7 separate regions of the Mus musculus genome follow, and regions 1, 2, 3, 4, 6 and 7 are each linked to region 5. Evidence: chromatin loops called from intact Hi-C (ENCODE). Cell type or tissue: heart. All regions are shown on one strand.

Evidence for each region. Peaks named below come from ENCODE experiments on the same cell type or tissue, not always from the same donor. Only the 100,000 strongest peaks of a DNase experiment are listed, where the experiment ranks them.
Region 1: a loop joins it to region 5, with 4 times the contacts of the local background. A loop is called at or near these places in 9 of 42 quality-filtered maps.
Region 2: a loop joins it to region 5, with 4 times the contacts of the local background. A loop is called at or near these places in 2 of 42 quality-filtered maps.
Region 3: it touches region 5 in a loop (2.7-fold over the local background); 2 of 42 quality-filtered maps call a loop at or near these places.
Region 4: a loop joins it to region 5, with 2.7 times the contacts of the local background. A loop is called at or near these places in 10 of 42 quality-filtered maps.
Region 6: it touches region 5 in a loop (2.5-fold over the local background); 2 of 42 quality-filtered maps call a loop at or near these places.
Region 7: it touches region 5 in a loop (4-fold over the local background); 13 of 42 quality-filtered maps call a loop at or near these places.

What each region holds. Positions count from the first base shown.
Region 1 is chr5:137,783,856-137,787,855 of GRCm38, reverse strand. Mepce (methylphosphate capping enzyme) reads left to right here and starts at 1,155. Exons shown (of 4, transcript NM_144913.3): 1 at 1,155-3,395. The coding sequence starts at 1,794. Zcwpw1 (zinc finger, CW type with PWWP domain 1) reads right to left here and starts at 54. Exons shown (of 17, transcript NM_001005426.2): 1 at 1-54. In heart, a CTCF peak has its summit at 9; DNase peaks (open chromatin) are centred at 65, 525, 1,095, 1,445 and 3 weaker places; H3K4me3 peaks cover 4,000 bases; H3K27ac peaks cover 3,345 bases.
Region 2 is chr5:136,984,870-136,988,869 of GRCm38, reverse strand. It overlaps Znhit1 (zinc finger, HIT domain containing 1), which reads left to right and starts at 1,966. Exons shown (of 5, transcript NM_001310747.1): 1 at 1,966-2,059; 2 at 3,821-3,991. The coding sequence starts at 2,038. Plod3 (procollagen-lysine, 2-oxoglutarate 5-dioxygenase 3) reads right to left here and starts at 1,851. Exons shown (of 19, transcript NM_011962.3): 1 at 1,067-1,851; 2 at 662-753; 3 at 399-535; 4 at 135-298. The coding sequence starts at 1,184. In heart, no CTCF peak of the experiment used is centred here; DNase peaks (open chromatin) are centred at 179, 619, 1,479 and 1,949; H3K4me3 peaks cover 2,665 bases; H3K27ac peaks cover 2,007 bases.
Region 3 is chr5:137,478,903-137,482,902 of GRCm38, reverse strand. It overlaps Gm38725 (a long non-coding RNA gene), which reads right to left. Exons shown (of 3, transcript XR_868626.2): 2 at 3,257-3,392; 3 at 2,439-3,039. Gm36056 (a long non-coding RNA gene) reads right to left here and starts at 9. Exons shown (of 3, transcript XR_377150.2): 1 at 1-9. In heart, a CTCF peak has its summit at 1,584 (motif pointing left); DNase peaks (open chromatin) are centred at 822 and 1,572; H3K27me3 peaks cover 46 bases.
Region 4 is chr5:137,768,871-137,772,870 of GRCm38, reverse strand. No RefSeq gene overlaps it. Among named protein-coding and RNA genes, the nearest start is that of Ppp1r35, 8.0 kb to the left of the region's middle. In heart, a CTCF peak has its summit at 1,950; no DNase peak of the experiment used is centred here.
Region 5 is chr5:137,332,197-137,336,196 of GRCm38, reverse strand. Slc12a9 (solute carrier family 12 (potassium/chloride transporters), member 9) reads left to right here and starts at 2,615. Exons shown (of 14, transcript NM_031406.3): 1 at 2,615-2,749; 2 at 3,519-3,741; 3 at 3,937-4,000. The coding sequence starts at 3,561. In heart, a CTCF peak has its summit at 2,170 (motif pointing left); DNase peaks (open chromatin) are centred at 2,156 and 2,576; H3K4me3 peaks cover 1,533 bases; H3K27ac peaks cover 1,182 bases.
Region 6 is chr5:137,531,242-137,535,241 of GRCm38, reverse strand. It overlaps Gnb2 (guanine nucleotide binding protein (G protein), beta 2), which reads left to right and starts at 1,936. Exons shown (of 10, transcript NM_010312.5): 1 at 1,936-2,103. In heart, no CTCF peak of the experiment used is centred here; DNase peaks (open chromatin) are centred at 1,591, 1,951, 2,701 and 3,251; H3K4me3 peaks cover 2,849 bases; H3K27ac peaks cover 2,978 bases.
Region 7 is chr5:137,774,184-137,778,183 of GRCm38, reverse strand. No RefSeq gene overlaps it. Among named protein-coding and RNA genes, the nearest start is that of Ppp1r35, 2.7 kb to the left of the region's middle. In heart, a CTCF peak has its summit at 1,612; a DNase peak (open chromatin) is centred at 1,563; H3K4me3 peaks cover 3 bases; H3K27ac peaks cover 346 bases.

The DNA.
Region 1 (4,000 bases), 450 kb before region 5:
GCCACCAGGAGAAGGCGCGAGGACACGGACAAATTCCGCCCCCAAGCGGCGTGCGCTCAGGTGCTGCGCGTGCGCAGTTGGAAGTTGCTTCTGCGTCTGCGCAGCCGGAGTAGCCCGCCATCTTAAGAACGAAAGCCTAGTGAAACTACAAGTTCCATAATCCTCGCTGACATCTTTAGTTCCGCGCCCCCCCCCCCATAATATCCTGCGAAGCGCCCTAGGCACTTCATTCTTATCTCTGCCTCAAATCGCTTTCTCTTTCCTGTTTTCGTGCTATCACTCCCTACCTTTTAGTTGTCGTCACCCTCTTAAATTTTGAAACCATCTTGAGCTCCCCCCTTGCCTCTACAGTGCTCTTTCCTGACAAATAGTCTGTGGACTGGGAAACTCCGCCAGCCATCAGTCTGAGGATTCTGCATAGAATCAGTGCTTCCCATTGGCCGAAACAGGAGCCCAAACAGGTCGATACCCTTTCCCGCCCACATTCGCGGTGTGTCTAGCTGCAGGGATAATGCTGTAAAATCCGCAACGCTAGCGGGTGGCGCTGAGGGACCGATACGCAGGCGCTGCACTATGGCAGCGGCGTCCGAGGCCTGACGTAGGTGTAGGGAGGAGAGGAAGGCGTAGTTCTCTAGATGTTTGTCCCTGGTGGAAGGAGGAGGGCCGCTTGAACAACTGGGCCATTTCAGGGGAAGAGGAGTTTGGACAATCTCGATGTTTTAGTACTTGTTTGTTTTCAATTCAGAAAATATATTAAATAATATATTGCATTTTATTGATAACAGTTCTTGAGACAATGGTCTCGATTCCTTAGCCTACTTTATCATCCTCTCCTCAGGTTCTCCTAAGTCCTAATTCTAATGAGATAGGCTGGGGGCGGGGGGAAGGGGTGGGGAAAAGACCAGCGATCGCTCATGAATAATTCATGAGCCCGCCTCTTTCGCTGGGAATGCACGCCCCTTGGAAACGTGCTGACGCACGCTGCGTGTAATGAACCTAAGGAAACGACGTCACACTCCCCGCCCCTAGAGCGGAGGGGGCGGAACATCATCTCCAGCACGTGTTGCCCCTTCAACCCGCGCAAGTCCAAAAGGACTGTGCGCAGGCGCTCTCCAGGAGGGGCGGGGATGGGGGAGGAAGGAGGCGGGGCAGGGAGGTTGTTGGGTTTAGAGCCGGGCGGAGACGGCGGAGCCTCATTCCTCAGGAACAAGGGTCGGGTGTCAAGGAGACCTTTTCACACCAGCTCCCGTTCCCCGCCTACGGTGGGTGGGATCGCACGGCAGAGACAAAGGATATCAGTAGGGCTTGGACTTAGCAGCGAAGGGAAGTCGGGTGTCCGTGTGGGGCGGTGGGCGTCTCGGGCTGGGGGAGGGTGAGGTAATTAGGGAGGGGGGCTGTATTTAAACTCTCGGAGCCGTTAAGTTGGTTCGCACTCCCGATGCGCGCGCAGCCTGGGTGGTGGCGGAGCGCGCATGCGTGGGTCCTGGGCGAGCGGGACGCGCGCCCGTCGTGCGCGCTCGCGGCAGAGTGGTAGTGGCGGAGAAAAGGGAGTCGGCGCACGCGCAGTTGGTTCCTCGGCTTGTCCGGGTCTCGCGGGCATCTTGTTTTGGTCTCGCGGGCGAGTGGAGCGCGCTTGGTGTGTCGCGGGAGGGAGGTGGAGGCGCGAGGCAGAGCTGCGCGCGCACTCGGGGAAGGAGGGAGTGAGGTGGTCTTAGGAAGGGTTACAGGGGGCTTCCCCTTGCTCTCTTCTCAGTACCCTCGCTTGAGAAGGGGAAATTAAACAGGGAGAGGAGATGATCGAGATGGCGGCGGAGAAGGAGCCCTTTCTGGTGCCGGCCCCGCCGCCGCCGCTCAAAGATGAGTCGGGCGGAGGGGGCGGCCCCGAGGTGCAATCGCACCAAGAGGCTGCCTCCGGGGAGCTCCGTGATGGGACAGAACACGGGCCGGGCCCTCGCGCGCACTCGGCCGGGGCCGCAGCCAGCGGAGGGGGCGGCCCCCAGGCACAGGCGCACGGGGAGCCCCACGGGCGAGCCGCCGCTCCTGCGGACGTGGGGGAGGAGCGCCGGGGAGGGGGCGGGACGGACCTGGGTCCCCCAGCCCCTCCTCGACCTCGCAATGGCTACCAGCCCCACCGACCCCCTGGGGGTGGTGGGGGCAAAAGAAGAAATAGCTGTAACGTGGGGGGAGGGAGCGGTGGAAGCTTCAAACATCCGGCCTTCAAGAGGCGCCGGCGAGTGAATTCAGACTGCGACTCTGTGTTACCATCCAATTTCCTTCTGGGGGGTAACATATTTGATCCACTGAACCTGAATAGCCTCCTGGATGAGGAAGTGAGTCGCGCACTCAATGCGGAGACCCCAAAGTCATCCCCACTTCCGGCCAAGGGGCGAGACCCTGTGGAGATCCTCATCCCCAAAGATATTACTGACCCGCTCAGTCTCAACACTTGCACTGACGAGGCCCATGTAGTGCTTGCCTCACCACTCAAGATTGGTCGCAAGCGCCATAGACACCGGGGACCGCACCACCAGCAGCAGCAGCAGGCGTCTGGAGGGAATGATAGCAACGCCGCCGTGCTGCCCACTGACCCTCTCACGCCCTCACTCCATGGGGAGGGTGCTACGCAGCAGCAGCAAAACAGAGGCCAGAACCGTGATGCCCCTCAACCCTATGAACTCAACACAGCCATCAACTGCAGGGATGAAGTTGTGTCTCCCCTTCCATCTGCCCTGCAGGGTTCCTCAGGCTCCCTTTCTGCCCCTCCAGCTGCCTCAGTTACCTCTGCACCCTCTACTTCTTCCTCCTCCCGACATCGCAAACGTCGCAGGACTTCCAGCAAGTCAGAGGCAGGGGCTAGGGGTGGAAGCCAGGGTTCCAAGGAAAAGGGCAGAGGGAGTGGAGGAGGCCGTCACCACCACCACCCACTACCTGCAACTGGCTTCAAAAAGCAACAGCTAAAGTTCCAATATGGGAATTACTGCAAGTACTATGGCTATCGCAATCCTTCCTGTGAGGACGTGCGCCTTAGGGTGTTGAAGCCCGAGTGGTTTCAAGGCCGGGACGTCCTAGATCTGGGCTGCAACGTTGGCCATCTGACCCTAAGTATTGCCTGCAAGTGGGGCCCAGCCCGCATGGTGGGGCTGGACATTGATCCACGGCTTATCCACTCTGCTCGCCAAAATATCCGACACTACCTGTCGGAGGAGCTTCGTCTCCAAGCTCAGACTTCTGAGGGGGACCCAGGGACAGAGGGGGAGGAAGGGACTATCACTGTCCGAAAAAGGAGCTGCTTCCCAGCCTCACTGACAGCCAGCCGGGGTCCCATCGCTGCACCCCAAGTGCCCTTGGATGGAGCGGACACATCTGTCTTCCCCAACAATGTCGTCTTCGTCACGGTAAGAGTCCAAAGGCTCTTGGAATAGGGTTCAGATGTGAAGATGAGATTAAATAGGAATGTGTTGGGGGGATGGTCATGACCTAGAGGTGTATCCATGCGTCCATCTGTTCCTCCATACAAGAACCACCTCCTGGAGAGAACAGGATTGGCCAGAGAATCTCTACTGGGTGTTGTCTCTGCTCCTCTAACGTGGAAAGTGGGATCTCTACCTTGAGGCTCTAACACCTGGTCCTTTCTCATGACTACAGACAAGGATCTCATCCCCAACATAGCATGCCTTGCCCTGCTTCCACCTGGGACTGTAACCAGAGAGTCCACTTTCCCAAGGGTACTTCTGTTCAGTCCACATGGAACCTTGTCCTCAAGTCTCCTGAGGGAGCCTCAAGCTCGGTGTCTTTGGGAGAGGGGGAACACTCTGGTATTTGTCGTTTGGGGCCTTTGATAGGGACTCTGTTTGCCTCAGCTGCTTTCTGTTTCCCTAGATACAACACAAGACTGTTGAAATTGCTGGTCAGAAACCCATGGGTCTGTCTTCCCCATGCTGACTGAATAGTGAGAGGGAGGCAGTGAAGAGGACTACATGGAGGAGAGTGCCCAGCCTGA
Region 2 (4,000 bases), 350 kb after region 5:
AAGCAGAAGTGAGTTAGACCTCCCGAGACTGCCAGGGTCCCCGACTCAAGCACCCAGAGCATGCAATGCCCGCTCCACTGGGGGAGGGAGAGATAGAGAGGGGACAAGTCTGTCTTGGGAACTCGGCCACTCACCACCAGAGTTGAGGAAGCGCTTCCCCATGCCCACCTCAGGGTACTGCTCTGCCAGCCCCCACTCAGGCCAGCAGAAGCTCTCAGCAGAGAACAGCAGATGACTGCCACTCTGAACAAACTTCTTCAGCAGCTCTGTCGGGCTGCTTGCCAGAATCACGTCGTAGCTGGGCAAGAAAAGGGGAAGACGAGAGCCAGGAGGAACCTCAGTCTCTTTTTCTCTCTCCATAACCAGTTTCCCACTCTTTCCACCCCAGCCCTCCTTACCTGTCCACAAACATGATGATCATGTCTTTCTGATCTGCATATTTCTCCATTTCCTTCTTGAGCCACCTGACCTTCTGGCCTCCACCAACTGTTCGAGCCACATCACCCCCTCGCCACTCCTGTCCCAGGCCCAGGGTCTGCAGGAAAGATCCCACCCCCACGCAGCGGAAGAGGTTCAGCTGGCCAAGATGAGGAAACAGGACCAACCCCCACGACCCCTGCCCTCTCCCGCTGGAATTTCTCCCATGGGTCCCCCCACTCACCCGTACAGTGTAGTTAAAGAACTCCGCAGACTGCAGAAAACGCCGGTACCCCTCTGTCTCTGCCGTAGCCACAGTGATCACCAGCAATTTGTCTGTCATAGCCAGAGAACTGGCACTTAAGACACGGCTTAGTGTCCCACGTGTTTATCCCTCTGTATCACCCCCGACACACACACACACACACACACCTCCATATTACTTCACTAAAGTTCTTTCAGCACATTTGATCTCCAGAAGAGTCGGGTGAGAGTAACATACACGAATGGGGGCTGGGGTGTTCCTGTCTGTCTGGGGAGCCTGGAACCCCAAGTTCTGCATGAGAGGCTAATGCACTGGGAAGGCTGGACACTCCCTTCCAGGCTGGCGGACGTGTCGACCCTGCCCACTGGCCGCCCGGGTTCTCACCTGGGTTGACAGCATTGGCGCCCCGGGGTCGATCGGAGGCAGAAGTTACGGGGGGCAGCGGCGGCAGCAGCAGCAGGAGCAGGAGCAAAAGCCGGGGTTCCGGGCCTGCCGCAGCCATGGCTAGCAGCACGCTTAGGCTACACCCAGGCCCGCACCGGCGCTGAGCTGAGCGCCTGGATTCCGACGCCCCGGGAAGATTCTGGGAAAAGGGGAAACCGAGCCCGCTGAGAGGAGGAGCTGTGCTCGGGACTCCGCCCTGGAAAAAAGGCGTAACCCGAGGCCACCGAAAACCCGAGATGCAGACGGCGAGACAAGGCAAGGATTGTCCCGCGGGCGCGGGCTGGAGGGTGGGGAGGAGCCGAGGGTCCGGTCCTGGGCACTGCCTGACTCACACCGGAGCAACCGAATCCCCCCGGGAGGGGAAGTGACCTTTTGAGGAGGGTCCAGGCGACGCGGGGGCGGGTCTTGACCACAAGTCTGACCCGGAGGAACACAGGACAGCAAGGCCTGGGGTGGCGCGCGGCGGGGGCGACGGGCCCGGAGGGGCCGGGAAGCCGGAGGCGGGATCGCGCGGACATCCTCGTGGGTCTGGGTTCAACAAAGCCACCGAACCTGCCTATCCTGTCCCGCAGCGCGGGGACACGCACCGGGGATGCAAAGGGCACAGGGACAAGAGCGCTCCCCTAAAGACCACCCACGCCAGTTTTTAAAAAGTGACCATTTGCAGGCGGCTCTCAGATTTTTTTTTTTGGGTAACCACAATGCGACCGGAATTAGGTTTGCCCCTATCAAAGATGGCGGAAAGCGAAAGCTTGCTGATCTCCAAGGGAACATCACGTAATGACTTCAAGCGGGAGGGGAAAGACTGCGCACGCGTATGTGTGCACGCCACCGGAAGGGGTGTGCTCAGAGCAAGGGTCGGTGGTTAGTACGCGTGCGCAGTAGGCTCTTCTGTCAACTGTGTTGCGCCAATGGTGGAGAAGAAACCCGCCGGTATGTGAGCCTTGAGTGGTTCGCCCTTTTGTGCTTCCCAAGTTCAAATTCAGCCTAACATCTCCCCGCCTAGCTTTTCACGTCAATTACCTTCGCTCAGTGTTGGGGCAGTCTCGGAACCATTAATTCGTGTTTTGTGACTGCTTGCTTCAGCAGACGTTGGGGATGGAGAGGATGTGTTGTCTCTCCAAAGCCCGGGTGCTATGAGCAGTGGTACTCACCTCGGCTTCTGGATTGTTTTGCTTTTGTTTTTTTTTTGTTTTTTGTTTTTTTCTTCGAGACAGGGTGCGTACCCTTGGCTGTCCTGGAACTAGCTCTGTAGATTAGGCTGGCTTGGAACTCACAGAGATCTGCCTGCCTCTGCCTCTACACTGCTGGGATTAAAGGCGTGCGCCACCATCGCCCCACTTTCCTCCAGCTTCTGGATGTTGGATGGAGGGAACAGAGAAACTTAGGAAATCAAAGGGCTTGGCTTTGGGTACTACACAAACACGTGCACACACACACACGAACATACACACTTCATTCCTTCCTTTCTCTCTTTTTTTAATGTAGCCTAGGCTGCCTATGTAAATTAGGCTGGACCTCAGCCTCTTGGTGTCCTGTAGTCCTGAAGTCTGTGGTTTGGGGGAGTTCTGGTTTGAGACTGGCATGTTATGGGAAACCCAGCACCAGGAATGGGCAGGTGAGATGGTGCATGCAGTAGGTAAAGTTGCTTGCTGCCAAGCCTGACTACTTGAGTTCAGTCCCCAGGATCCACATGATAGGAGAAAAGGCTTCCATACAGTGTCCTCTGATCTCTGCACGTGTACTGCAACACCTACATGTGCACAGAAACACTCAGAATAAATGCACTTTTTGAAGAAAGATAGAAATACAAGAAAAAGAGGTCAGAGATGAGCCCCTGCTGATAGGGTGTTGTCCAGCATGCCCAAAACTCTTGCTCCATCCCCAGCATCACATAAGCCTGGTGTGGCTGTGCACAGGAGGTCATCCCAGGCCAGCCTGGGCTTCCTGAGATCCTATTGAAGGTTGTGGGGGTGAGAAAGGGACAGGCCAAAGAGCGCTATCAATTAAAGAAAAAGGACAGGCAGAAGCAGCCTCGAGAGCAAGAGAGGAGACAAAATGTCGGGATAGGAAATATATCCAACAAGATAGGGGGACATCTGGGAGCCACACTGGGGAGACTTTTAGTCCAAGGAAGGTAGTCGGTGCAGTCACAGGGCACAGGCATGCGTCTCAGGCTGAAGGAACATTCTAGAAATGTACACTGGATTTTGCCCTACTGAATCACAGGTCTTGAGAATATGGAGGCCAGAAGTCAATACTGTGTCAATTCTCAAAGGCGCTCTTTATTTTAATTTGTGTATGTGTGCTGCTCTGTGCAGGTGAGTGTAGGTATCCATGAAGGACAAAAGAGGCAGTTGGAATTACAGAAAGTTGTGAGCCACCCTCATGGCTGCTGGTCCTGGGTCCTGGAAACAGCTGTAGCACTCTGCAAGAGCAGGGAGCGCTGTTAACCACTGAGCCCTCTCTCCAGCTGCAATTTATTGTGTCTCCAGTTATTGCTGGGACTGGGAGGACTTAGAGGCAGCATAAAGGGCCGAAACAAGCTTGCCAAGCTGGAAGAAAGCAGGGTGAAGATCTGGGAATTCCTCACAGCATAATGAAGGGGCCGAGGCGAGGAGACTGGGGCTCTAGGCAACGGCAGTGCAACTTTCCTCCTGTCTTGACCCCGGTAACTCTCTTTGCCCCATCTAGTTCGCTCCCAGGACCCTGGACAGCGGCGGGTGCTGGACAGGGCAGCCAGGCAGCGGCGGATCAACCGACAGCTGGAGGCATTGGAGAATGACAACTTCCAGGATGACCCCCATGCCGGCCTCCCCCAGCTGGGCAAGAGGCTACCTCAGTTTGATGATGATGCAGACACAGGTGAGATGG
Region 3 (4,000 bases), 150 kb before region 5:
AAATCTAAAGATGTCGCTGGACAAGCCCGAGGCCCCAGAGAAGAAGAGCCTCAGAATCAGCTCGGATTTGTTTAGGTTTTTTTTTTTTTTTTTGAAACAGGAAGGTCTCACATAGCCCAGGCTGGCCTGGAACTCGCTGTGTAGTTAAAGGACAGCATTGAATTCCTGATCTTTCCGCTTCTGGTTCTCAAGTGCTGAGATTACAGGCACCCTGTCCCCGTTTATGGGGTGTTAGAGATGGAAGCTGGGGCTTCCTGCATGCTAGGCAAGCACTCTATTAACTGAACTATGTCCTCAGCTCCCAGAGACCGACTTAGACCTCAGGGACAGAGATGTCCAAACTCAACTAGTGCCCTGCCAGAACTGTAACCAGTCCCCTCTCCCCACCCCCCACAGGACAAGCTTTGGGGTCCAATCTTTGTGGGATCTATGAAGAATACAGGACCTGGAGAATTTAGGGGGCAAGACGTGAATTCTTTAGATCTCATGGGGGTTTCCCCAGACAGCACGAGCCCTGCACTGGACAACAGAGGGTCAAGGAGCCATAGACAGAATGGCCGCTGACTCTCAGCGTTCATGGGAGGGAAAGGGTTTGACATTTTGTGTCTTTTAAAAATACCACTGGCAACAGCTGAAATCACCAACCAGACTCCTGGCTTGTCTCTCTTCATGACTGTACACACCACACAACTCTCCTAGCTGTACCTCACCCCATCTGGTCGCAAGGCATCAGATCTGGGAAACCAGAGGTGGAGGGGGTTGGGCCCTACGTGCTGCCTCGCATGGCCCGGCTGACCTCTTGACCCCTCTGGGCTTGAGGCCACAATGCCTGCCCACGCTAGTCAATAAGCAGGCTCCATTCAAGGCTGTCTCTCAGTGGGCAGCTGCCAACCCGCTAGGACAAGTGCTGAGTGAGCTGGGGCCACCGTTGAGGAAACAGGAGCCAGTACAGAGGGGTTCCCCTTTAGGGGTTGGTGGCAATGGGCGACCCTGGTTAATGGATCATTATGTCCGTAGTCACTTACCTCAGGACATAAACCCCTTGTGAGTCCATCTATCTTTTGTGTCCCGATGGGTATCACTCTGGGAATTTCTCCTTGCCACTAGACAGAGTCAATAGACTGAGAAGTGCTAAGTATGGCAGCAGGGGACACGGGTGACTCCAAGTCGTTCCTTGGATTCCTTTCCCATAGTGCTTCATGTGGGAAAGCATGCTTAGGAGAGAGACCCACACAGCCGACCAGTCAAAGATGGTGCACAGAGTACCAGGACCCCAATCCTGGCTTTTATTCTATGTGGCTGTCATTCATTCTGTTCCCAAAACAAGACATTTAGAATCCAGCCGGAAAGCCTTCAAAGTCCACTGCAGGAAAAATTACATGTAGGTTGAAGGAGTTGGGGGCTGGAGGGAATTTGCTGGGAGTGAGTGTGTGTGTGTGTGTGTGTGTGTGTGTGTGTGTGTGTGTGTGTGTGTCTATAATTCAGGTGGGAGGAGGCAGCAAAGGGGAGGACTCAAAAGAATTTTGGGGGAGGTGAACTTAGTTCCTGGACTACAGTGCCCTCTTGAGGTGCAGTTGGGAACTGTTAGGGAACTTTGCCAGCAATCTCCTTCCTCTGGGATCCTTCCCTTCAGTGATTTTTTTTTTTTTTTTTTTTTTTTTTTTTGACTTCCACAACAGACATCCCATTGCCACCCCTGTTGCTATGAAAGAGCAAGGTTGAGGTATCTTTTTTGGGCTGTTGGAGCTGGAATATTAATTCTATATCAAGTCTATTGTAACTTGAGAGGGAGGCTTGTTTTGTTGTTTGTCTGTGTTTTTTTGAGACAGAGGCTAAATTGCCCAGGCAGGCCTGGAACTTAGAATTTTCCTGCCTCAGGTGCTGGGAGTACAGGCCTGGACCATTATATCTGGCTTAGTTTTGAAATTTTTTTCTTAAAAAGATTTATTTTATTTTATTTTTAGTGTGTGTGTGTGTGTGTGTGAGAGAGAGAGAGAGAGAGAGAGAGAGAGAGAGAGAGAGAGAGAGAGAAGAGGGTGTCTGATTCCCTAAAACTGGATTTATGAGCAGTTGTGAGCCACCCATGTGGGTACTGGGAACTGACCTCTGCTTGTCCTTAAGAGCAGCAAGCACTTTTAACCATTTGTTGCTTTGTTTGTTCTTATTTTTCGAAACAAGACATCTCTGTGTAGCGCTGGCTGTCTTGGAACTCACTCTGTAGGCCAGGCTTACCTTGAACTCACAGAGATTTGCCCTCCTCTGCTTCCTGAGTGCTGGGATTAAAGGCACGCGCTAACATGCCAGGCTTTTGTCTTGCTTTTCAGAGCAAGAAAACGCACTGAAAACCAGTTGGCATCTGACCATGAGCTTAACATTCATCAGCCAACATCCTGTCCACATCTCTCATCGCTATAACCAAACACAGACAAGAGGCAACTCAGAGGACGGAGGCTTTATTTTAGCTCACACTTCTGGGAACACAGTCTGTCATGGCGGGGAAGGCAGGACATCAGGAGCTTGTGGTCGCTGGTCCCATGGCATCCACAGTCAGGGAGCAGAGGCTGCTGGTGCCCCGCTTGCTCTCTCTTTTTTCCCTTTCTTTGTGTCTTTGTTCTTTTTTTCTTTGTTTATTTGTTTAGGGTTTTGTTTTGTTTTGAGACAGGGTTTCTCTGTGTAGCCCTGGCTGTCCTGGAACTCCCTCTGTAGACCAGGCTGGCCTCAACTCCCATAGATCCACCTGCCTCTGCCTCCCAAGCACTGGGATAAAAGGCATGCGCCACCACTGCCTGGCTTGAGTGTCACCCTCTGACACAGAATAGGACATGGAGAAGAAAACTGCTTTTTTGCCTGCATGCTCTCACTCTTGCTGGTCAGCCTGCATTTCTGTTGCTGCGGCAATCCTTCACCAATGTTAGAACCATCTTCCTTGGGATTCCAACATGGACTGAAGGCCAGGCCTCTGGTGCCAGATCAGGGTCACTGAGACAGCATCCTCGTGCACCGGATGATTGCTAGGTTCTTGGTCTCTCTAGTGTGAGACTGAAAGTAGAATTAGGTAGAAAAGAGCAATTATCGGATACTGACTTATGATTATTTAGTGATTTACTTAAAGCACTGCCTATTTGCCAAGAGTGACTTCACTTGCTACAGAGCAGAATGACCTGGAGGAACAGCTGAAACAATGGGTTGTTGCCCTTAACAACCTGCTGACAAATAGCCGCATATGCTTCTATAAAATCTCACTTCCTTGACCCACCTGGTGGTTTTAGAAAAATGATGAGAATATAAATGGCCCAGGATCAAAGCCTTTCAGGACCTGTCCTGGTTTCAGTCCACTGGTGACATCTTCTCTCCTCCACTCTCAGTGTTGGATGCTTATTCCAGAAAGATTTCTGAAATGAGACAGCCAGTGCCAGGTTACCTGGATTATATATATATATATATATACACACATATATATATATATACACATATATATATACATGTACATATATATATATACACACACACATATATATACATACATACATATATATACATATATACATACACATATATATGAATGTATTTTGTTATTATATATGCATGTATATATGTATATGTGTATATGTATATGTGTGTTTATGTATATGTATGCATATGTGTGTATGTATGTATATGTGTATATATGTATGTATATATTCATTCTAGCAGTTCTGTTCCTTTTTTTTTTTTTTTTTTTTTTTTTTTTTTTTTTTTTTTTGGTTTTTCGAGACAGGGTTTCTCTGTATAGCCCTGGCTGTCCTGGAACTCACTTTGTGGGCCAGGCTGGCCTCGAACTCAGAAATCCGCCTGCCCCTGCCTCCCGAGTGCTGGGATTAAAGGCGTGCGCCACCACGCCCGGCTCTAGTTCTGTTCCTTTTTAAAACCCTGGACTAAGACAAACATGGACTCTAGAGCTTCCTCTGAGACAGCAAAAAGAAGTCCTGCTGGAACAGATCAGCCAGCAGAATGCTTTCCT
Region 4 (4,000 bases), 440 kb before region 5:
CTACATAGCTCACACTGGCCTTGAACTTGTGACTTGTGTTCATTCTCTTTCAGCCCTCTGATGGCTGGCCTTATAGCTGGTTGCCACCACACTCTCTTCTATTTGTTCTCTGTGTACATTTTTGTGCCTGCAAGCAGGGGTGTCTGTGTGTGTGTGTGTGTGTGTCTGTCTGTGTGTGTGTGTGTGTGTGTGTGTGTGTGTGTGTGTGTGTGTGTGTGTAAGCCAGAAACAGCCCTGGGTGTCATTCCCCAGGAGATAGCATTCACTATTTATTTATTTGGAGAGGGTCTCTCACTGGCCTGCAAGTCATCAACTGAGCTGGCTGGCTACGGGAAGTCCCAGGGTCGCTTCTGTCCCCATGTTCTTTGCAGCGGTTCTTGGGGCATATGCCACTCACTCCTGGCTTTTTTGTTGCTGCTACTATTTTGGTCTTTGTTTTTAAACATGAATTCTAGGAATGGAATTCACGTCTGCCTTTCCTTTTTTCTTGGTGACGGCTGACGTGAGTGTCTCTATTTTGAGTCTGGCAATTTTAATTTCAGGTATATTATGTACCATGAAAAACTAAATCCCAGGAGGGGGTGACCTCTGAGGTGAGTCTCTCTTGATCACTACATCAGGTGGTTTGGGAACAAGTCCATGAAGAAGAAATAGCACCCAGATCTGAGAAACGGGATTTTTTTTTTTAAGATTCTATTTATTTTTAATTTTATGTGTATGCATATATTACCAGGAGGTATGTATGTACACTAGGTGTGTGCCTGATGCCCTAAGAGGAAAAAAAAATGTCAGATACCCCAAAATTAGAATTACAGCTGGTTGTGGATTCTGGAAACCAAACCTGGGTCCTCTGCAAGAGCAGACAATGCTCTTCACTGTTGAGCCATCTCTCTAGCCCAAAATTTTTTTATTTATTTTTTAATGAGACAGGGCCCTACTATATACCCCAGGCTGGCCTTAAGCTTACTAGATAGCCCAGCATGGCCTTGAACTTACAATCTTTCTGTTTGAGCCTCTCATGTAAGAATGACAGGCACGGGCCACCATACTGGGTGAGACAGGACATTTGGGACAAAGATGCTCTTTAGATTTTTCACCCCCAAGGATGACAGAAAGCCACTGAAAGGTTTAAGCTCATGAGCCCATGCAACCAGGAGTCCATATGCCAGATGCATTCCGAGATAACCAAGAACAGGGCTCAATGCATTTGTAGATGACAACATATCACCATGTCAAAAGGTTAGCCATACCTGGTTAGGCAGAGGAGTGGTCAGTGGATTACAGGAAATCTTAAGAAACAAGGGAAAGGGGCTGGTGAGATGGCTCAGTGGGTAAGAGCACCCAACTGCTCTTCTGAAGGTCAGGAGTTCAAATCCCAGCAACCACATGGTGGCTCACAACCATCCGTAACGAGATCTGACTCCCTCTTCTGGAGTGTCTGAGGACAGCTACAGTGTACTTACAATAAATAAATAAATAAATAAATCTTTAAAAAAAAAAAAAAAAGAAACAAGGGAAAGGATTTGAAATTTTTAGGTGTAGTTGTGCACACCTGTAGTCCTGGAACACTGGAGGACTGTGGGTTTGCATCTGTGGGATCCATAGGAAAACTGTGACTGGAGAGGAGATGCTGGGCCTTGGATGCATGAAGCCTTAGATGCAGTTCCCAGCACTGCTTGTAAAAGCATAGTGGTGCGTGTCTGTAATCCCAGCACTCGGGAGGCAGAGGCAGGCGGACCTCTATGACATTATTTCCACTGTTACATTATTTCCATAACATTATTTCCACTGTTACTCCGTAACTGTAATTTTGCTACTGTTATGAATCCTAGTGTAAATATCTGTGTTTCCCGATGGTCTTAGGCAAAAGGGGTTGAGACCCACACACAGGTAAAGAACCCCTGGGGCTGTGCCTTAGTTTTCTAGCAATGTGATGATCCCTGCCTGTTGCTCTTTACTGCCCCTTGTGGTCAAGGTGCAAAATACAACTCAGAAGTAACCTCTGCCTGTGTACAAGTGTGTGTAATGGCCAGGGGATTCTGTTTTTCTCAGTTGCTCTCCTCTCCATACCAAAGTCTTTTTTTACAGTGTGTGTGTGTGTGTGTGTGTGTGTGTGTGTGTGTGTGTGTGTGTGTGTGTGTTGTTAGCATGCACAAACCATGTACATATGGAAGTCAGAGGACAGCTTATACTATGGGAGTCATTTCTCCTTTCTCCATGTGGGTCCCAGGAGTTATATTTAGGTTGTTGGGCTCAATGGCAAGAGCCTTTACCTGCTGAGCCATTTCACTGGCCCTCTACCTTGGTTTTTGAAACAGGGTCTCTTGGTGAACCTGAAGCTCACCCATCCTGCTAGACTGACCTTGAATTCTGATCTTTTCACCTCTACCTCCCTAGTACTGGGATTACAAGAATGTTACTAATTTTGCCTGTTTTTTTTTTTTTTTTTTTTTTTTTTGCAGTGCTGGGGTTTGAGTCCAAGGCTTTGTGCATTGGAGGCAAAGACTCCAGCAACTGGGCTGAAGTCCCCAGTCTGTGACTTCCAGGGCCACCATGCAGAACAGCTATAAGCGCTTCCCTGTCTACTCTCCGTCCCCCAATTCCCCTCTCCTTGCCTTTCTCCCTTCTTCACTCTTCTCTCCTGCCCAAGGAACAGGATGCTAGCATTAAGTTTCTCTAGCTTCAAGCATTGCTGACAACCCCAAGCCCTGCGAACTCTCAAATCCCCCAAAACTTTCTATTTGCATTTCCTTAGAGAGCTGCCTCTGCATCTGAGAGGGCAAACAGAGAGAGGGCTGGACAGGATTGTGACCCCAGGATGCCCTCTCGCCCAATTACTACCCACCCCCCTCATAGGACAGTGCTCCTCTCAGCTAATGAGTCACAGCTTCTACTTGGCCTCCTCAGCCCATCCTGACATCCCCACACACACACACCCCCCCACACACACACACACCCACACACACACACACACACACCTCAGTCTTCCCTACCCTTGCTCAGAGTCTATGTAGCTTCCAGACAACTCTGGGAAGCATCATTGCCTAAGGTCTCAGTAGGGTACAGGCAGTAGAACCAAATTTCTTTCCCCACAGATGAATCTCTGCAGCCCCAAATGGGTATCCTCAGAATTACAACTTCCAAGCCCCATATTACACTGTTGCCATCACAACATATAAGAGACTGAGGCAGAAGGACCAGTTGTCCAAGATCATCTTCAATCTGCATAGTGAGTCCCACCTGGTCTGCATTCTGTCCTACTAGGTAAAAGGGCCTGTCCCAAGCTGGATGGTGGCACATGCCTTTAATCCCAGCACTTGGGAGGCAGAGGCAGGTGGATTTCTGAGTTCAAGGCCAGCCTGGTCTACAGAGTGAGTTCCAGGACAGCCAGGACTACACAGAGAAACCCTGTCTTGAAAAAAAAAAGGCAGGGGGGGGGAGGGGCGCTGCTACTAAACCTGATAACCTGAATTCAATCCCTGTGGTAAACTTGATAGACAGAACTCATTCCTGCCAAGTTGTTGTCTAGTCACATGAACACTATGGTACCCACCCATTCACACACATACATACAGTGCAAACAAAATACATGATTAAAAATGTAACAGAACCAACTAAAAAGCTGGCACCTAGGGATGTGGCTTCGTTGGTAAAATGTCTGTCTACCATCCTAACATAAAGAGTTGGAGGCCAGATGGCAGCACCTGAGACTTTGTCTCAAAAACAAAAGGGAGGACTGGAGACTGCTCGACAGCTAAAGCCCTTGATGCTCTTACAGAGGGCTAATTCGATTCCTAGCACCCATTCTGGATGGCTTGCATCTGCCTGTAACTCCAGCTCCATGGGATCCGACACTCACTCGCCCATGCGCACGCACACTCACACACACACACACAGACATCCTTAACTGGAGGGCCTTGGATGGTCCCTAGACCACCCTATCTCATAGAATTGCTGGGATAAAAATCAGGGCTGCAGCCGGCGTGGTGGCACACGCCTT
Region 5 (4,000 bases):
AACAAACAAACAAAAAGACATAAACAAGACTAGCCAGATGTGGTAGTTCATACCTTTCATCTCAGCCCTTGGCAGAGGCAGAGAGGCAGAGAGGCAGAGAGGCAGAGAGGCAGAGGCAGAGAGGCAGAGAGGCAGAGGCAGAGGCAGAGAGGCAGAGGCAGAGAGGCAGAGAGGCAGAGAGGCAGAGAGGCAGAGAGGCAGAGGCAGAGAGGCAGAGGCAGAGAGGCAGAGAGGCAGAGGCAGAGAGGCAGAGGCAGAGGCAGAGGCAGAGAGGCAGAGAGGCAGAGGCAGAGAGGCAGAGAGGCAGAGGCAGAGAGGCAGAGGCAGAGGCAGAGAGGCAGAGGCAGAGGCAGAGGCAGAGGCAGAGGCAGAGGCAGAGGCAGAGGCAGAGGCAGAGAGGCAGAGGCAGAGGCTCTGAGTTTTAAGCCAGCCAATCTACAAAACAAGTTCCAAGTTCCAGAATAGGCAGGGCTACACAGAGGAACCTTGTCTTGAAAAATTGAGGGGGTGGGGGAGACACAACCAAGAAAGAAGAAGGCAGGCATGGTGGCAAGATAGCTATAATTCCAGCACTTGGGACGAGGAGGCAGGAAGCTTAGGAATTCATGGTTATCCACAGCTGTGCAGCCTGGGTTACTTAAGAGCCAGGCTCAAACAATCACACAAACTGCATAGTCAGAGTGGAGGGAGCTTTTAGAAATTAAAAAAAAAAAAAATCGCCAAATATTGTCTGAAACATGGGTAGCAGGGATGCCTGATTTATCCTTGGTAGAGCCACAGCAGGTGTGCCCATCTGTGTCCACATAAATTCATACGCACGAGGAAGCCTAGGTCACGTGTCTTTCTCAGTAACTTTCTACTTTATTTCTCTCACTGAACCTGGAGGTCACCAGTGCAGCTATGCTGAGCCCCAGGGATCCTCTTGTCTGCCTCCCCAGCATCCGGCTTATTCAGATTCCTTTACTTGAGCTCTGGGGATCAGAACTCGGGTCTTTGTGCTTCTAGGACAAGTGCTTTTGGTAACTTGGAGCCCCAGCCTCTTCTATGGGAATGTGAGACTCTATAACTGTGCTCATTCTGGAGGTCCAAATAACAGGGTGACCATGAATTGCTACGCTACATAAAAATTCAGAACATGTGGCTAAAGGTCTCCAAGGGGGACCAGTGAGATGGCTCAGTGGGGCACTTGCTGCTCTTGCAGAGTACCCAGATTCCGTTCCCATCACCTACATGGTGGTTGACAATCATCCGTACCTATACTCCCATGGGATCCAGCACCCCTTCTAACCTTTATGGCCACTAGGCACGCACGTGGTACACATACATACATGAGACAAAATACTCACATTTAAAAAAAAAATCTAAAGAAAAAAAGCTTCCCATCTTCAGTTCCCTAATCTAATACAACCACAGTAGTAGAACGTGCACTCACAGAATGGTTATGCATATTTAATACAATACCGTGTGAGGGGAAAAATGAATATGTATGTATTGGACTAAAGAGTCAATATGTTAAGGCTTCGTATGTACTATAGCATCACTTAGTGTGCTTGAGGCTCTGTGTTTAATCTCGGGGTGGGTGGGGGCAGTGCTCTTTTAGGAAAATAAATATTTGCATCAGGCTGTGCTGTTACTTATCTGTAATCCCAACACATGGGAGGTATAGGCAGGAGGATCAGAAACACGAAGTCTTCTTCAGCTATGTATTGAAATGGGGCTAGCCCGGTCTACATAAAGAGCGCCCCCACCCATGCCCCCTGCGAGTATACACGGTTAGTTCATCTCTCAACTGCTCTCCTTGAAGGGATGTCTTTTTTAAGTCCCGTTTTATAGATGAGGAAGCGTCGTTGGTAAGACCTGTAAGGGTTGAAGTTGGAGTTTTGGGGTCACAGATAAAGGATTTTTTTTTTCTTTTTTCGAGACAGGGTTTCTCTGTAGCCCTGGCTGTCCTGGAACGCACTCTGTAGACCAGGCTGGCCTTGAACTCAGAAATCCGCCTGCTTCTGCCTCCCAAGTGCTGGGATTAAAGGCATGCGCCACCACTGCCCAGCTCACAGTTACAGGATCTTAGGCACAAAAGCAAGCAGGGTTACCTGCTTATTTACCCGGACCTGAGTCGGGATGGAGGATCACGGCTCCCTCCCGTGGCCGAAGAGAAGAGCGCAGCCTGCGAGCTGAAACTGGACGAGGAGGGGGTCTCCTCTGAATGTGAAAGGGACCAGGCTGGAAGCCCGAGGCACTCTGGGTCTCCCGAGAAGCTGAAATAGTACGACTCCGGCAGGCGCCGACCGACGTCGCTCTCAGTTCCCAGGTGTGTACCTGAGTCAGGTGCCGCGGTTCCGCCCACTCCACTTTTCCGCAGTCGCCACGCGCCCCTTTCAGATATTCCTGGGGGCGTCCTGGAGCTCGGAGTGCAGTCAGACCCTCACCATGGGCATCTGCTAGCATCCTGGCAACGGGGGGCTCTGAGGATCGTGACCCACTACCTTGCAAAAGACACCCGAGACGCACGTGGAACGGTTTGGCTTGCAAGGCAGCGTACGAGAGTGTGGGCGGGGCTTGAGTGTAGACCACACCTTTGAGGCGGGGCTTGAATCGGGACCAATGGGACGCCTTGCTGGGGAGGGCAGGCTCCGGGCCTGACATCCCGGTAGCCCGCTTGCTTTTTCCGGCTCCCTCGCCCCCTCGGTTTATAGCGGAGCCCCACAGGCGCGCTGGGATCACACCGGAGCAGCTTCATTCCTAGGTGGTGAGTGAGCACCCTGCGGCACCCAGATGCAGGGTGCACTTGGCCGGCTGGAGCCAGATGCCTGTCCCCCCCGCCCCCCCCCAGGCATCCAGTTACTGAAGCAAGTGGACAAGAGCGGGTGGGTGGGGGAGGAGGACCCTGGGGATCCTGTGTGGCTGATGCTAGGCTGCCTGCATTTGTGTTTGGACAATTGATGGCTCTGTTTGGATTGATAGAGTTTGGAGGGCTCATTGTAGAGATTAGAAAAATCTGGTCAGGATTGAGATGGGTTGAGGGACAGGGGTGATACAAGGTGGAGCTTTGAGAGCTTTGAAAGTTTCTTATTGCCCATGTGTGAGGTGCTGTATTGAGGGTACTCGACAGGAGCAGCATAGGACTTGGGAGGAGGTGTTTACTGGTAATAGCTAACTTCCCTTTGAGGAGATCTTCTTCCCCTCTTGTTGCCAATTAAGGCGAGACCTATTTGACAAGGGGATCTGTGTCCCTTTCGCAGACTCACTGCTACCCCTAGTTTCAGAGGCACGGAGGATGACACGGTCCCTAAGAACTGAAAGGGACCCTGATTATTTAAACACCAGGGTCCGAGAGTGGGGAAGTTGCTGGGACAGTTTTGAGTTTCTGTGCCCTGTGTGTGTGTGTGTGTGTGTGTGTGTGTGTGTGTATCCTTTGCAACTCTCCTTTTGAGGAAACTGAGTGTTTAATTAGGGTTTTGTTTAGGGAGAGAGGGTCTGTGGTATTGCTATCCAGCCACTAAAACCTCTTTTTACAGGTCTCCTAGCCCTTTTGTGGCTTCCTCTGCTGGCGTTCAGCAATGGCCAGCGAGAGCTCCCCTCTTTTGGCCTACCGGCTTCTGGGGGAAGAGGGGGCTGCCTTCCCTCCCAATGGAGCTGGAGTATCTGGAGTGCCATCATCCCGCAAGCTCTCCACCTTCCTGGGTGTGGTGGTGCCCACGGTTCTGTCCATGTTTAGCATAGTCGTGTTTCTGAGGATTGGTGAGTAGAGGAGGGAATTATTGGGAAGGGGCTAAGGCTAGGGATGGACCCTAGTACATGTGGTCAGATGGAGGGTAAGGCCCCTTGAGGCCTTGTGTGTGGCTCTGCTGTGGGACTGTGCTGGCCAGTGGGATGGGGGGAAGGGGGAGAGGTATATAAGCATCCCTTGTGACCTGCTTTTCTCCCCCTGTGCAGGGTTCGTGGTGGGCCACGCTGGGCTGTTGCAGGCCTTGGCGATGCTACTGGTTGCCTACATCAT
Region 6 (4,000 bases), 200 kb before region 5:
GTGGGCCACCACATCTGATGCTTTGGAGGTTTAAGTTGGCAGAGGGGGGTGGGGGCATCCTCATTTACTCTGTGGCTATTTTACGTGTATAAATATTTTGCATGTATGCACGTGTGCGCATTGCATGACATACCTGGTGCATCAGAAGAGAGCATTTGATTCCCTGAACTGGAGTTACAGAAGGTAATGAGACACCATGTGAGGCCTGGCAACTGACCCCTGGTCCTCTTGAAAAGCAGTAAGTGCTCTTAACTGCCAAGCCAGCTGCTCCTGCTTTAATATCTGAGACAAGATCTCTCACAGAACTTGAGAGCTCTCACATGAACTCCCTGACCAGCAAACTCTCAGGGCTCTTTCCATCCTGGCCTGCAAGTGTTGGGGCTATAGTATAGGTGTGGCTACTGTGCCTGGGTTTTTTTTTCTTTTACTTGGTTTTCTGGGATCAAACTCAGGTCTTTATGTTTGCATGGTAAGCACTTTGCTGACTAAGCCATCTCTCCAACCCTGTCCCCCAACACACTTTTTGAAACAAGGTCTCCTGTGGCTCAGGCTGGCCTCTAGTTCAATATGTGGGTGAAGACAAATGTGAACTTTCTATTCTTTCCTCTCTACGAGTATACTTCACTACAGTCTATTTTGAATAGTGTTTTTTTTTTGTTTTGTTTTGTTTTGTTTTGTTTTGTTTTTTTCAAGACAGGGTTTCTCTGTATAGCCCTGGCTGTCCTGGAACTCACTTTGTAGACCAGGGTGGCCTCAAACTCAGAAATCCACCTGCCTCTGCCTCCCGAGTGCTGGGATTAAAGGTGTGTGCCACCTTGCCCGGCTGAATAGTGTGTTTTGATCTCCTAAACTCCGAGGACTGTCTCAAAGGCCACAGGACAACTCGGACTTTACCAAAACATTTTCACAATCTATGGGGGGACGGGGGACGGGACAGTTCTCCAACAATCCAGGAGACTCAAGGGTAACCTTCAATATACTCATTTAACAGATATGGAAATCCAGGCACATTCTTATGTTGTGTTCCCTCGGTGGGGTGCTCCACAGTGTAGTTTTCTTCAATGGTTATTAAAGTTGAGATCGCATCTCAACTCTGCAGCCTGAGTCCATAGTCAGCATCATGAGGATTAATAAACAAAAGTATTGGTGAGAGATGTGGCTCCATTGGTGGAGTGTTTGCCTAGCATGTATGAAGCCCTAAGTTCTACCCTGCATAAATCAGGCACAGGGTTGTGTATCTGTAATTCCAGCATTTGGTAGATGTAAGCAGGAGGATTATCAGTTTAGGGTCATCCTGGGCTACGTGGTGGGCTCCTGAAACTCTATCATAAAACAAAAACCTTTAAGTATGCAAATCAATAAATATGGACTGTTGCTGCGGCGGTATGAGGCCTAGTCTAGGAAGCCTACAACCCCTCACAGTGCTGCGCTTGAAGAACTGTCTGGGTGTAATTCCCTCTAACTTGCATTTTATGGGATTCTAGTGGTCACCAACCACTCGCTGTCTTTTTCTGCCCCACTGTCCTGCACTGGTTTAGACTTCCCTAGTTCCGCCTCCGGGAAGGGAGTGGCCTCACCAGGGGGCGTGGCCAACCCGAGAATTGGGCCTTCTTGCCTCCAGTCTGGAGCCGCCCAATCCGGAGGGGGGGGGGGTTGAAGGAGGTCGATCACGTGACCTGGGATTTTTTTTTTCCCCCCTCCCTTATGCCTATACCACTTCTGCTGTCCCTAGAGAGGATGTCTTGCTCCTTTTCTGGAAATAAACTACGTCGTGTGATCTTTGATGAGTTAGAAAAACGTGGAATTGTGCTTTTATTGTGGCTGAGGCATCTTTTGCTCCTGGAGTGGTGTTTTCGCTTCTAGCCTTCCCCCCCACACACTTGAGTATTTGGTCTCGTCCAGCCTGGCCCTGGGCGCGGCGGCGACGGCCGCGTCACTGGCGGGCGGGATCCCTCCGCTCTGGGGAGAGCTGCGCTGGACGGTTGAGTTGGGGTGACTGAGGAAATCCATCCGCGTCGCCGCCGCTGCCGCCTCCGCCGCGGAGGAAGACAGGACCTCCCGCGCTCCTCCAAGCGACCCCTTGGCAGAGTCCCACCACCTCAGGTACCTCCGCTGATAAAAGGAGTCCTCATCTCCCCCAGCCCCAAATTCCCACGGGTGTGTGTGTGGCAGGGGGAAGCCTCGGTTCCTTCCGTCTCCCGGGTTTGGCTCTTGGGAAACGGACGTAACTCCCAGACCTCCCCTCCCTTCCTCTGGCCCGGTCGTTTCCAAACCCGGAAGGGGAACTGGGGGGGGGGGGGGGACCCTCGGCTTCAATAATGCATGCGCTCCCTGCAATATCAGTGGCAATTATTTTAAAATCTAGACCCCCCTCATCCCAGCCCCGCCTGCCTCTTGATCCCTTAATAGTTGGGGGGCTAAATTCTGGGTTTCTTCTATGTCCTGTCCCGCCCCCTTTCCCCACCACCACCCTGCTGCCTGCCCCTGGGTAACAGCCCTCGTGCCCACTCGTTTCACACCCTTGCTTGCATTAGCCTTGCAGAACTCCAGAATCCTAGGAGATCCAGTTAAGGCCTCAAGGCCACCCTTGTCTTCGTCTCCACCCTACTGCCCCTTGATTCGGGCTCTGGCAGTGTTTTCTCAGTCCCGACCCCTAAGCTGGAGATCTCAGCACCTTATTCTTTTTACAAATCCTTACCCAGGTCTGGCACCTAGTCGCCTGTCCCCTTCGTCCAGCTTTCTTTTGGGCAAAATGGAGGTCCTACGAGCTGAAGGGCCTGGCCCACTGCACTTCGCAGCACGGCCAGCCCGCGCCGTCCAGCTGCCAGATCTGAGGACCCTCTCTTTCCTCCTCTCACACCTGCGGAGGCGGTGGCACCCTTTTTTTTGGAGGGGGGGCTATGGTTGCTTTATCCCTAGAATCGAGGAGCTGCTGAGGGAACGTTGGAGGGTAATGGGGATCTAAGGGCTGGGAGCATGGCCCCCGACCCAGTGTCTTCTTCCTGGCCTGTTTTCCTTCTGCCCCAGGCCTGTGTCATTGAGGCCAGGCCTGGGCTGCTGTCAGCTGGAAGGAAGGGGCTTTTGTTCACAGCTGGAGTGGGGTGGTAGCTATGTCGTTGCCCCCTCCCTCATTTTGGAGGGGCATCCTCTGGCACTGGCGCAGAAAGCTGAACTTACGGAGGGGAAATATCTTCGGGGAAGAGGAACGCCCAGTGTCTGGGGGAAGTGGGAGCTGGGTGGGGGACGCCTGGGTCGCCAGAGTGCAGTGTACACGGCCAGATCGCACAGGTGTCCCGGGAAGGCAGGACGTCGGAGGCTGGAGTGGTGCCAGCTAGGCCTCGGGGGCTGCTGAGCACAGAGCTGGGCTCTAGGGGTGCCTAGGGGCATCGGGCCGAGCCGCCTGGGGCCGCTCGCCGGCGCCTGGGAGAGAGCAGCTCCGCGCCCCGGGGCCAGGGGCCTCTCTTCGGAGCCCTAATTACTTCTGAGAGGCTCCCACGGGCTTTGTGCGGGCGCAGCGGGGCGGGCGACCTCGGCGCTGAAGGGAGCTGGCGGCTTGGGGGTTTGCCTTCCCCGCTACTCTCGCACTGACCAGCAGCTAATGGGGTGCAGCCGGCCCGGAATGGGGATTATCCCGGGTTGAGCCGTCCCGAACCTATTAGTGCTCAATCGGCTTTTCCCAAATCCTGTAAACAGCCACCCTGGCCGGTTCTGGGTAAGAGGCGGGAGTCTAGGTCGGGCGGGGGCGATGGGGGCCGGGGGTGGGGTCACCCACCCTACAGGTCTCTGCCGCGGATGCGGTTGCCTTGGCAACGAGGCTAGGGTGGGGGCACTTCACCAATGAGGTGCTCTTAGTCCGGGTGACGGTTGCCTAGGCAACCCCACGAACAGCCTAGCTTCTCCCCTCATCCTCCCCCCCCCCCATCACCACCTCTGTCTTAGCTGGGGGTGTGTGTGGAGGGTGTGCGGTATGTGGGGGTGAATTTAAAGAGGTACCGCCCCT
Region 7 (4,000 bases), 440 kb before region 5:
ACGCCTTTAATCCCAGCACTTGGGAGGCAGAGGCAGGCGGATTTCTGAGTTCGAAGCCAGCCTGGTCTACGGAGTGAGTTCCAGGACAGTCAGGGCTACACAGAGAAACCCTGTCTTGAAAAGCAAAAACAAAGGAAAGGAACGAATAAGAAAGAATCTGAGTTTGGATCCCCTGCGTCTGCATCTGTGTAAAACCCAATAACCCCCGGGGCTCAATGGCCAGCCAACCTAGCCAAAACATGGAGCTCCAGGCTCACATCGAGTCCCTGCCTTAACAAATAAGGTGGGCAGTGATAGAGGAAGACACCTTGATGTTCATTTCTGGCCTCTACACACACACACATAAATGGGGAGACTGCACCTACACACACAGATGTGCAGCATTCATTTAGCACATACGCATTAAAAGAAAGCCGGCAGCTAATGCTGATGGTTGTGAAGGCAGGTGACCAGTACTCGGAGTCTGCATTTGGATAAGCCTGTAACTCCTGTGACTAAGAGGGTTTCTCCTTATAATGCAAAACACAGCTGGAACCTTAAAGGTAATAAGATCATTTCTGGTGAAACCAAAAGGAGAGCGACTATAGTCCAGAAACAAATTCAGATCTCCCCAAATACCACACCCAAATATGGTAATGGGGTCATAAAGTTCTTACATGAACAAGGAACACAGACAATCATAAATCAAGGTTATCTCTCAAACACCCAGCTGGGAACATCAGGTCGGAGCAGAGAGGCCACGTCTGCTACAGACCTCGGAGGAGTCAGCCTTTGGGCTGGGGAAGCTGTTTGTACTTTTCAAAAAGACTTACCTGGTAGTTTCAAGGATGTTAGGTCAAATACAAGACCTGGGCAATGAATGGTGTGTGTGTGTGTATGTGTGTGTGTGTGTGTGTGTGTGTGTGTGTGTGTGTGTGGATGTGCGTAATGAATTTCACTTTCCACTTTTTTTTGGGGGGGGAGGGGGTCCAGACAGGGTTTTTCTGTGTAGCCCTGGCTGTCCTGGAACTCATTTTGTAGACCAGGCTGGCCTTGAATTTACAAATCTGCCTGCCTCTGCCTCCCAAGTTCTGGAATTAAAGGTGTGTGCCATCACTGCCTGACCCACTTTAAAAAAAAAAAAAGTGTGGGCTGGAGAAATGGCTCAGCGATTAAGAGCACTGACTGCTCTTCCAGAGGTCCTGAGTTCAATTTCCAGCAACCACATGGTGGCTCACAACCATCTGTAATGGGAACCTGAATTTGTTCCCTGGGAACCACACAGTGGAAGAAAACCAGCTCCAGCAAGCTGTCCTCCGACTGACACACAGGTTATAGCATGAGCTAGTCCACACCCACATCTAAAAATAAAGGTTACAATTTCAAGTGGGCGGGGACTGTGCTGTAGCTCAGGGGTGGGTTTGTACTGGGTCCTAGCTTTGTCTTCCTGCCCTCCTAGTTCCTGGCACTCAGAATTCTCTCTCCTCCCCTGTATGTCCTTTACAACATCCTGCCAGGTTCCCCTTTTATTGTTTTGGCAGCTGATGAATGGGGTGTCAAGGATTCTGGCAAAAGGCCCTGATGTTTGGGGAAAGAGGTGTTTCCAAGATGCAGTTCTCTGTCTGTCCAGACTGCAGCCCCAACCACCTGGTCTTGCACACATCGCTTCCAAGCCAGCTCTGGCTCCACCCCCAGCCCCAGCTTTGTGCAATGAGGAAAGAAGGTAGGACTGGAAATGTGGCCCCAGGGAGGTTAGAACCCCGTAAGGCGTACTCTGAGCTGCTTATCCACACCTGCCATCTGTGGAATTGTAGAAATGGGCGCCTCAGAGAGATGCCCGGGGAAGGCAGGATGTGATCATGCGTGTAACCCCAGCCAGGGAGATCACAAGTTCACAGCTAGCCTTGGCTGTAAGAGAGACTCTGTCAGAGGGTGCCTAGCATGCATGAGACTCTGGGTTCCATCTCCAGCACTTCATAAAACCAGTTGTGGTGGTGTACACCTGTAATCTCAGTACCCCAGAGATGGAGGCAGTAGACTTAGTAGTTCACAGTAATTGCTTTGTACATAGGATGTTGGGGGCCAACCTGGATCCATGAGAGCTTTTGTTTAAAAGAAAATAGCTGGGCAGTGGTGGTGCTGCACACCTTTAGTCCCAGCACTTGGGATGCAGAGGCAGTTGGATCTCTGAGTTCAAGGCCTGCCTAATCTAATCTACTTTACTTTTTTATTTTGTGTGTATGCTTGTGTGCCTGAGTGCATATATGTGCACCACATGCCTGCAGGTGCCCTTCAAAGACAGAGAGAGAGAGACTATCGGATTCCCTGGGACCAGAGTTGCAGGCAGTAAGCTGCCTGATGTGGGTGCTGGAAAGCGAACCTGGGTCCTCTGCAAGAGGAGTGTATTAGTAGTGAACAGATGCCATAACCAAAGCAACTCTCATAAAGGCCAACATTTCATTGGGGCTGGCTTACTGGGTCAGAGGTTCAGTCCAGTATCATCTAGGCAGGAACATGGCAGCATCCAGGCAGGCATGGTGCTGGAGAAGCTGAGAGTTCTACATCTTCATCTGAAGGCTGCTAGCAGAATACTAGCTTCCAGGCAGGTAGGATGAGGGTCTTAAAGCCCACACCCACAGTGACACACCTACTCCAACAAGGCCACACCTCCTAATAGTGCCACTCCCTGGCCCAAGCATATACAAACCATCACAAGGAACAAGGCTTGTGACCACTGAGCCATCTCTCCAGCCCCTTATTCTTTTCCTTACCTCTTTCCTAAAGACATCCTTTCCTCAAAACAGATGCTAGAGCACGCTTCACACACACCCACTGGAGATTCACTCTCCCTACTTCCGGCTTACTCAGCATCATTTTAGGCCTCAAAGAGTCATCATATTCAATAAATCATAACCATAAATCCTTTCCCCCACTTTAAGACAAGATCTGTAAACCAAGCTGGCTTTGAACTCACTATGTAGCCAACAGTGACTTTGAACGTCACCCTCCTGTGTCCACCTCTGAATTGTTGGGATTTCAAGTGTGTACCATCATAACTGGGTTTCTGTGGTAGTGGAGGTGGAAGCCAGAACCTCATGCATGCAAGGTGAGTACTCTACCCACTGAGCCACATCCCCGGGTCTCCAACAAGATCCTTTATTTCTTTACCTGATGTATTTATTTTTATTTACCTTGGTGTTCTGTTTATCTGTGTAAGGGAGTCAGATCCCATGGAACCAGAATTACAGACAGTTGTGAGTTGCCATGTGGGTGCTGGGAATTGAACCCAGGTCCTTTGGAAGGGCAGCCTGTATTCTTAATGGCTGGGCCATCTTTCTATCCCCCTTGCAGCATTTTGTTTTTCAAGGCAAGGTTTCTCAATGTAGCTCTGGCTGTCCTGGAACTTCCTCTGTAGACCAGGCTGGCCTCAAACTCACAGATCTGCCTGCCTCTGTCTCCTGAGTACAGAGATTAAAAGTGTGTCACCACCACCCAGCACCAAGGACCTTTTTTTGGGGGACTTTTTTTTTTTTTTTGGCTTTTTTTTTTCGAGACAGGGTTTCTCTGTATAGTCCTGGCTGTCCTGGAACTCATTCTGTAGACCAGGCTGGCCTCAAACTCAGAAATCCGCCTGCCTCTGCCTCTGCCTCCCGAGTGCTGGGATTAAAGGCGTGCACCACCACCCACGCCCAGCCCAGGACCTTTTAATAATAGCTAATATGTATTGAGTCATTGAAATGTGTGTCCTCGGGCTAGAGAGATGGCTCAGCGGTTAAGAGCACTGACTGTTCTTCCAGAGGTCCTGAGTTCAATTCCCAGCAACCACATGGTGGCTCACAACCATCCATAACAAAATCTGACTCCCTCTTCTGGAGTGTCTGAAGACAGCTACAGTGTACTTTCATATTGTAAATCTTAAAAAAAAAAAAAAAAAAAAAAAGAGCCGGGCGTGGTGGCGCACGCCTTTAATCCCAGCACTCGGGAGGCAGAGGCAGGCAGATTTCTGAGTTCGAGGCCAGCC